Regions from separate parts of the Homo sapiens genome. Here region 1 is linked to region 2. Evidence: chromatin contacts called from ENCODE Hi-C data. All regions are on one chromosome and are shown on one strand. Each heading gives the region's core, a stretch centred on a gene start or an enhancer-like site at or near the end of the contact. The rest is flanking DNA. Distances are from core to core; before and after follow the strand shown. Region 1 overlaps PDE4D (phosphodiesterase 4D). Region 2 holds the start of ZSWIM6 (zinc finger SWIM-type containing 6).

Evidence for each region. A loop is a pair of places that touch in the nucleus more often than their neighbours do. Pooled maps may share reads with other maps.
Region 1: a loop to region 2 is called in a map of CD8-positive, alpha-beta T cell, with 13 times the contacts of the local background. The contact joins the enhancer-like site here to the promoter of ZSWIM6 in region 2. A Hi-C loop is called at or near these places in 4 of 168 maps with a recorded cell type or tissue (CD4-positive, alpha-beta memory T cell, CD8-positive, alpha-beta T cell and naive thymus-derived CD4-positive, alpha-beta T cell) and 10 of 50 pooled maps.

Annotation. Positions count from the first base shown.
Region 1 is chr5:59,125,711-59,129,051 of GRCh38, reverse strand. The region is part of intron 5 of PDE4D (phosphodiesterase 4D); the gene reads left to right. Among named protein-coding and RNA genes, the nearest start is that of PDE4D-AS1, 88 kb to the right of the region's middle. RefSeq lists enhancers at 457-1,366, 1,367-2,277. Within about 2 kb of position 1,876, at least 20 of the 41 ENCODE cell types and tissues checked have a DNase peak (open chromatin) inside an H3K27ac peak, as active enhancers do; they include CD8-positive, alpha-beta T cell, where a contact is called at or near this core.
Region 2 is chr5:61,330,841-61,334,198 of GRCh38, reverse strand. ZSWIM6 (zinc finger SWIM-type containing 6) reads right to left here and starts at 1,941. Exons shown (of 14, transcript NM_020928.2): 1 at 1,251-1,941. The coding sequence starts at 1,926. LOC105378994 (a long non-coding RNA gene) reads left to right here and starts at 1,983. Exons shown (of 2, transcript XR_007058781.1): 1 at 1,983-2,059. RefSeq lists silencers at 1,047-1,156, 1,937-2,076, 2,187-2,586, 2,797-2,866, 2,897-3,358 and 2 more and an enhancer at 3,281-3,358.

The sequences.
Region 1 (3,341 bases), core at 627-3,126, 2.2 Mb after region 2:
TGGTCATTAGGTTTTGAATAATCAGGAGCTATGTGTTGTAGTAGGAAAAGCATACCATTTAGAGAGAGACAGCTTTAGTTTGTCAGTCCTGCCTCTTAATAGGTGGATGACCTTGAGTAAAGCATGACGCAGCCTTTGGGCATCAGTTTCCTCACTTAAAGGTAGAAGGGTTGAACCAGGTGTAAGCTGCTGTTCTTCCATGTTATGATTCTAAATAGTTCTAGATGGAATTATGTTGCACATTTCATATGTTGTTAAACAGCTTCTCTCTGGAACAGTTGCTCCTAATCTCCTAATAAGCTTACTATGGGTCACTCAGCAATCTTCAAGAGAAACAAACATTATTTGGTTGGTGGATACCAAGACAATTCTGATGTGTTTGTGTCAAAGATTGGTCAGATGAAATCTAACTAGACATGTATCATTCCATCATCAAGCGAAATGACCTTGACTCTAAACATCTTAATTTGAACTGTAGACATTTCCCAAATGCTTTAGGGTAGATTTGGACCATAATACACTCCACTGTAAATGGAGAAAGTTCATCATCCCCATAATAATTGCCCCCAAACTGCTAGGTAGGAATGCATACTGGGTTTAGTATGTATTAACTCCCTTGTGAATTCAGCTTTTGAGAGCAGACCTCTTAACAAGTCATGAGTATTTAGAGTGAAATATTTAATTCTTAGTGATACTATTTTCCTATTCTGCTATTATTATTCAGCTATGATTATTTTCCTTCTCCTCCCAACCTCCTATTTCTTTTTCTTTATTAAAAAAAGGAGAGGAGGTGCATGCTGCCATCTGGGGTGAATATGGGCTTCACGTGGGGACCTGGGCGCTGGTTCTGATCCAGAGAGTGAGCTAGGAGCACTTACACAAGAGGGTCTTAGCCACTGTGTCGGGGGAATAGCCTTATATCAAAGACTGAAGCCTTTTAGTAAAACCTGAAGAATAATCAGAAGCAGCATTGACTAGTCTCTAACCTTGGTTGAGGGACACACACACACACACACACACACACACACACACACACGGCTCTGAAAGCTCAGACACGGAGGACACGCTGTGATCCACTTAGCCCTCTCTTCTCCTTCAGGGGGTCCTTGCAGGACAGAACGCTAAGGAACAAAGTCTTAACTGGCAAGCTGCCGGCAGAAGGAGACTGTCTGGTGGATTGCAGCGCTGATTAGGAACGGGGAGTCCTTTGCGTTTCAGAATCCGGTCCACATTTTGCTGAGAGCCCAGGCACTGTGAATAAGAGGAGCCTCTGAGGACTGGTTTCTGATGTCGCACTAGGCATGATAAGAATGCCATTGACGTCAGCAGAGTCATCATCAGGGAGAATGGCACCCCAGCTCTTGAAACCACACCAAGCAATTGCAGTGCTTTTGAAAATTAAAAGCCGGTGCTGGAGTGTGGGGGGTGAGGTGGGGGGTGGGGGGGTGGGGAGGGAAAGAAGCAAAGAGGGAAGTCGTGGCTCCAGCTGAACTCTTCTTTCTTCTATGCGTTTCCTGTATTTTAAAAAGGCAGGCTCACGGCCCTCCTGTGCACACGCCCGCTCACTCACACACACTGCTGCCTGGGCTCATTAACCTAAATTGGGGGAGGTGGGGGAAGAAGAAAGAGAGAAAGAAGGAAAAAAATTAATTCTGTTAACACTTCTGCATGCACATAAAACAAACTGTGCCACCCAGGTGCTGGACAGAGGCCCTGAGCCACATAAGCCTCTGAGAATCAAATTGCTGAGGTAAAACTGATATGCTTTAAATGTGTGTTGATGAAGAGATTACAAGGGAGGAATTAAACACTTCAAAGGAGCTACTACAAAGCAACAATCACTCTTCCCCCATCCCTCACACACGCACATTACTGTGGACGCTTGCATGTTTGTGTGTCTGCCTGAGAAAATGGCAAAGTTGGTTTAGGAAGGGAACACTGCAGGCATGTTGTGATTTCAGCTTTCACAGGCAGCTCCAAGAACATCACCTCCAGCTATAATTCAACGGTTACCTGGACTGGAAAATGTCTTGGAGGTTACGAAGTCTTTGAATTCTTTAGTGTAAATTGTCTCCGCTTTGAAATTCCACAATTGATCGAATCCTTTCATTCTCTTTCCCACTCCTAATTGTTCCACTCTAACTCTCCACCCACCGCCAGGAATATGAAAACAACATAGAGTAGAACTGATGATATCAGCTGTATAACACGCTTTATTTTACGGCATTAATGGGCAGCTTTCCAAGTCCATAAAAATCTTTTGCTGATCTGATTTTAATATCCATATTCTTCAGTTATACTAGAAAGAATGATTTCCGAGATGTGGAAATGTTAGCCGGGAAACAAAAGGACATAGGCACATAAAGCAAAATCTGGCAGGAAATGTGGGTTTAATAAATTGAATTATGTGAAACTCCTATTTCAAATGGACTGATACTAGAGGAGCAGCCCTCGAGAGATATGCACAGTAATGATTCTTCGTTTTCAAAGACCTGTTTCTTTTTGAAAAGGAAGAAGCCCTGAACAGCATTCCTTTCAAATACACAAAGGTAGCTAAAGTACAACCTTCTCCTCTTTCCTATTTGTTCTTTAAAAAATTGTAAAAATTATATTAAGTGTGCTTCTTGTGATAGAGTCAATAAAGGGAGAAGGAGTTTAGCAAAGCACATTTACTATATACTCTTAACCCGTCTTGCTTACTGTAATAATCGAAAGAAAGATGGCTAATTGTCTTGCAGGAATTTGGGTTATCCTCTGAAAGGATACAAGTAAATTTGTAACTTGGGTCGTATTGGCTATTTTTTGTTCTCTTTTGCTTTCATTTTTGTTTTGTCTGAGGTTTATAAATGGAACCCTTCTTTCCTTTCTTCCTTTTTTCCTTCCTTCCTTCTTCCCTTCCTTTTTTCCTTTCTTCCTTGCTTTCTCTCTCTCTCTCTCTCTCTCTTTTTTTTTTTTTACAATTGTACTTAAAAGAATAAAGGATTCTGAAAATCAGTTCCAGGATCCAATAAGGGCCTAGATTGTATATCACAGGATCAGAGCCCCTTGCTCTCAAATTTATGATTGTGAGGATGTATTATTGTATTTGGGGGATCAATAAGCAGAGCCAGAGCCTTCACACAAGGCTCCTTGTGCCCCCTCCCCCGCTCCATCCCATGAGGTTAAAAAGCACTGACTTTGACTTTAACACTGTGAACAAAATACAGAACAACTGTTTCAATTCCCTTCACTATTTCTGCTATGTGCCTAGATTAGATGTTTTCTGACCTGTCTCCCTAAGTTGTTCCTGTCACTTGTGTCTGTCATTCGCTCCCCCATCGCATCCTGCCCAACCCTCCCTG
Region 2 (3,358 bases), core at 692-3,191:
AAACTAAGGTATTTGAGAAAACTCTCAGGATCTGTCAGAGAAAGGAAGGCTGTGCAGCTCTAAATCACAAGTCCTTCTCTCGCCTTTGTCAAATATATTCTACTTTACAAGCCCTGAAAAGAAAGAGACTCTTTTGTTTGGTTTCTCCTTTTCGGAGGGTGACAGAAAACTGAAAGGGGCACAAAAAAACCTGAAAATGAGAACAAAGTGCTGGGTCGTGCCGGGCTGCCGCGCCGCGGGGACGCGGGAGCGGCCGCCGAGCCCTCTGCCTCGCGCTCCTGCAGCCCGCTCGCCCCTTTGGCTGCGAGCGGCAAATCCGCAACTGCCGACCGCGGCTCGCCCGGGGCACCACGACCTGACCACACAGCGCAAACAAAACTCGGGCGGCGGGGCACAAGGGCTGCGCCGCGGCCCGCACAGGGGTGTCTGGAGGCAGCTTCAGAGAAAAGGGAAGCGCTAGCAGCTCCTCCTCAGGCTCGCGCCCTTTAATTAGTAAGCGTCCTACGGGCGAGATGTCCCTCCGGAGACGGAGTCCGGTCCGCCGCCACCTCTCCTCTGCGCCGCTTGGAGACTGAGGAGGCGCAAAGAAAACGACATTTAAACCCCGGGCGGCCAGTGGAGCTCGCCCGGGCCAGACGCCACAGCGACCCGGGAGCGCCGCGGCCGCTCGCCCGTCGGAGCCCTGGGAGGAGCGGCGGCCGAGCGGCTTTAAGTGTATTCCCCTCCCCTCAAATCGCGTGGGGCGGGGGCCAGAAAGAAAAAGGAGCGAGCGACAGGCAGTGGGAGAGGGGGGGAGCGCCGAGCGGCCGGGCCGCGGCCGGCATTGTCTGCGGCCCGCGCCCCCTCCCCCGCCCCGCACAGCCCCGCCACACACACCCTCGCCGGAGGCCGGCCGTCCGCCCGCGCCTTTGTCCACATCCACCCCCGAAACCGGCGAACAGCCCTCCAGGATGTGCTCCCCGGAGGAGGGCGGGTAGGGGAGCGCGGGCCGGGGGCGCGGAGCCCACGGAGGGGCGCGTCCTGCTGATTCATTTCCCACTCGCGCTGGCCCGTCCGGGGCGACGGGGGGCAGGGAAGGGAGGGAGGAAATGGGCGCTCCGCTCAGGAGGACCGTCCGGGCCAGTGAGGACACCCGCAGGGGTGCGGGCGCGCGCGGAACTAGGGGCTGTCCGCAGGAGAAAGGCGGGCACCCCCCCCCCACCCAGGGACTGACGGACGGACAGACGGCTCGCGGCTGCCCCGTGACTCACCGACTTGCAGGACGTTGTCTACGCAGCCGCTTTCCAACAGCGCGATGCCCCGGCGGAAAGGCAGCCGCGTCTCGTCGCCGCCGTCCGCCGCCCCGGCAGCCCCCACCGACGGGGCCCCGGCCCCCGCGGCGGCGGCGGCGGCGGCGGCGGCGGCGGCAGCGGCGGCGGCGGCCGAGGTTGCGGCCGCCGAGGTTGCGGCCGGGGAAGACGAGGAGCCGCCGCCGCCGCCGCCGCCCGCGCCGCCGCCGCCACCGCTGTCGTCGCCGGGGCCGCCCGCGGCGCCGCCGCCGGTGTTGAAGGACGAGTACATGCAGATCTCCCGCTCGCTGCGGGGGAAGGACCAATAGACTATGCGGCGCTGCACCGGCTCCGGGATGCGCTCAAAGCGCTCCTCCACGCGCTGGAACGGCCACTTCTCCGCCACCCTGCGCGCCGCGATGTCCAGCAGCGACTCGGGGCTCTGGGTCTTGCCCGGCGGCAGCAACCCCAGCGCCGCGCCGCCCCCGCACGCCGCCGCCGCCGCCGCGCCACCCGCCCGCGGGCCTGGCCGACAGGCAGAGCTGTAGCCGCCACCCGCGCCGCCGCCGCCGCCGCTGCTGCCCCCGCCGCCGCCGCCGCCGCCCGGCCGGCAGCAAAGCCGTTTCGCGGGAGGAGGCTGCTGTCCGCGCTCCGCCATGACCGCGCCGCTTCTAACCCGACAGCGGAAGTGCCGGGACCCTATAAACGGCACTAGGAAGCGCGACACGCACACGCCGTCGCGACGCCACGATGCCATCTAGGGCCCGCCGCTCCTTGTATGGGCACAAGAGGTGGGGCCTCCGCTGTGACGCAGAAGCTGGGGCGGGGCTCTGATAGGGGGAACCTAGGGCCGGGGGCGGGGCCTATGCAAATCGCTGGGCTGAAACATAAATAGAGCGCTTGGCGGACACGGGGGTGGCGGGGGCGGGCCGTTTTGGTGCCCGGTGGGTTGTGAGAATGTCAGGCTGCTGTGACGCGGGGGAGGGCGGGGTCAGGCGGGGTTCCCGTGGGAGGGGGCGGGCCGCCGGGCCGGGCCTGAGGTGGGTGGGTCTCTGCGCCCCCTGCCTACCCCACTTCCCCCTCCAGTTCTCAGCTTCTCTTTGAAGTCCGAGAAGTGAGGATGCGCCTCGTGGGTCGCAGCGGGGGAGGAAAGGGGAGAAGAGGGGGTGAGCGAAGGGGAGGGTTCTGAGCTAAATGGAGGGCGGGGCCCACGGGCCGATGCCCCACCCCCCCCGTCCCCCTGCCCTTCGGGGGAAAAGCCTCTGGGCGGAGGAGGCGCTTTCAAAACAAAGAAATGCGGCATGGACCCCGGGGGACGCGGGTGGAGAGGAAGGCGGAGGAGGCGCGGCCAAACCCGAGCGCCTGCCAGCTTCCCCTCCAGCCGGTCCAGGGGAGCTCTCCCCACCACCCGCCGAAGCTGCAGCGGGGAAGGGGGAGGATGGCTGCGTTCGGCGGCGGCTTTCCACTTCACTTTTGCAGACCTGGTGTGGAAGGAGCGCGCCCGCTCTGCTAACCCCGCGTGGCTGCAGTGCGCCCATCCCCGAGCCCCGCGTCCGTTCTGTCTCGGCTGCAGGGCTGTGCCCGAAAACACGCAGAGCGCTCGGAACGTGCCCAGCAGCCGCGCGACCCGCGTCCGGTGCCGGCTGCCACCGTCCCGCCCTCGCTGCCTCAGCCCCTCGGGCCAGGAAACCGACCCGCCCGCTAGAAGTCGAGGAGCTCCGGCCGCCCTTGTCGCCCCCGCGGCCGCGCGGACAAGGCCCCGCTCCAGGCCGGGGTTTCTCCAGCTCGGGGTGGAACGCAGCCCGGGCTGTGGGGTTAGCAGACACACCTTTGTGAGTACACACGCCGCAGGGCGCGCGCAAGCCCCACGGGCTCGCGCACACATCGCCCAGCAGGCGGCAGACGGCGTGCCAGGCGGCGGACGGCGGCTTCGGGCGCACTTGGGTCTGCGGCCCGGCTCCCACCCCGGCACCCGGGTGCGCGGCGCCCGGCTGCGCGGAGTCCAGGCGCTCGGGACGCGCGCCGCGCTCTCAGTCGCCTTGGCGGCGCCCGCAGGGCCAGTCCCCTCGGGTCCGGGCAGTGTAGGGGTG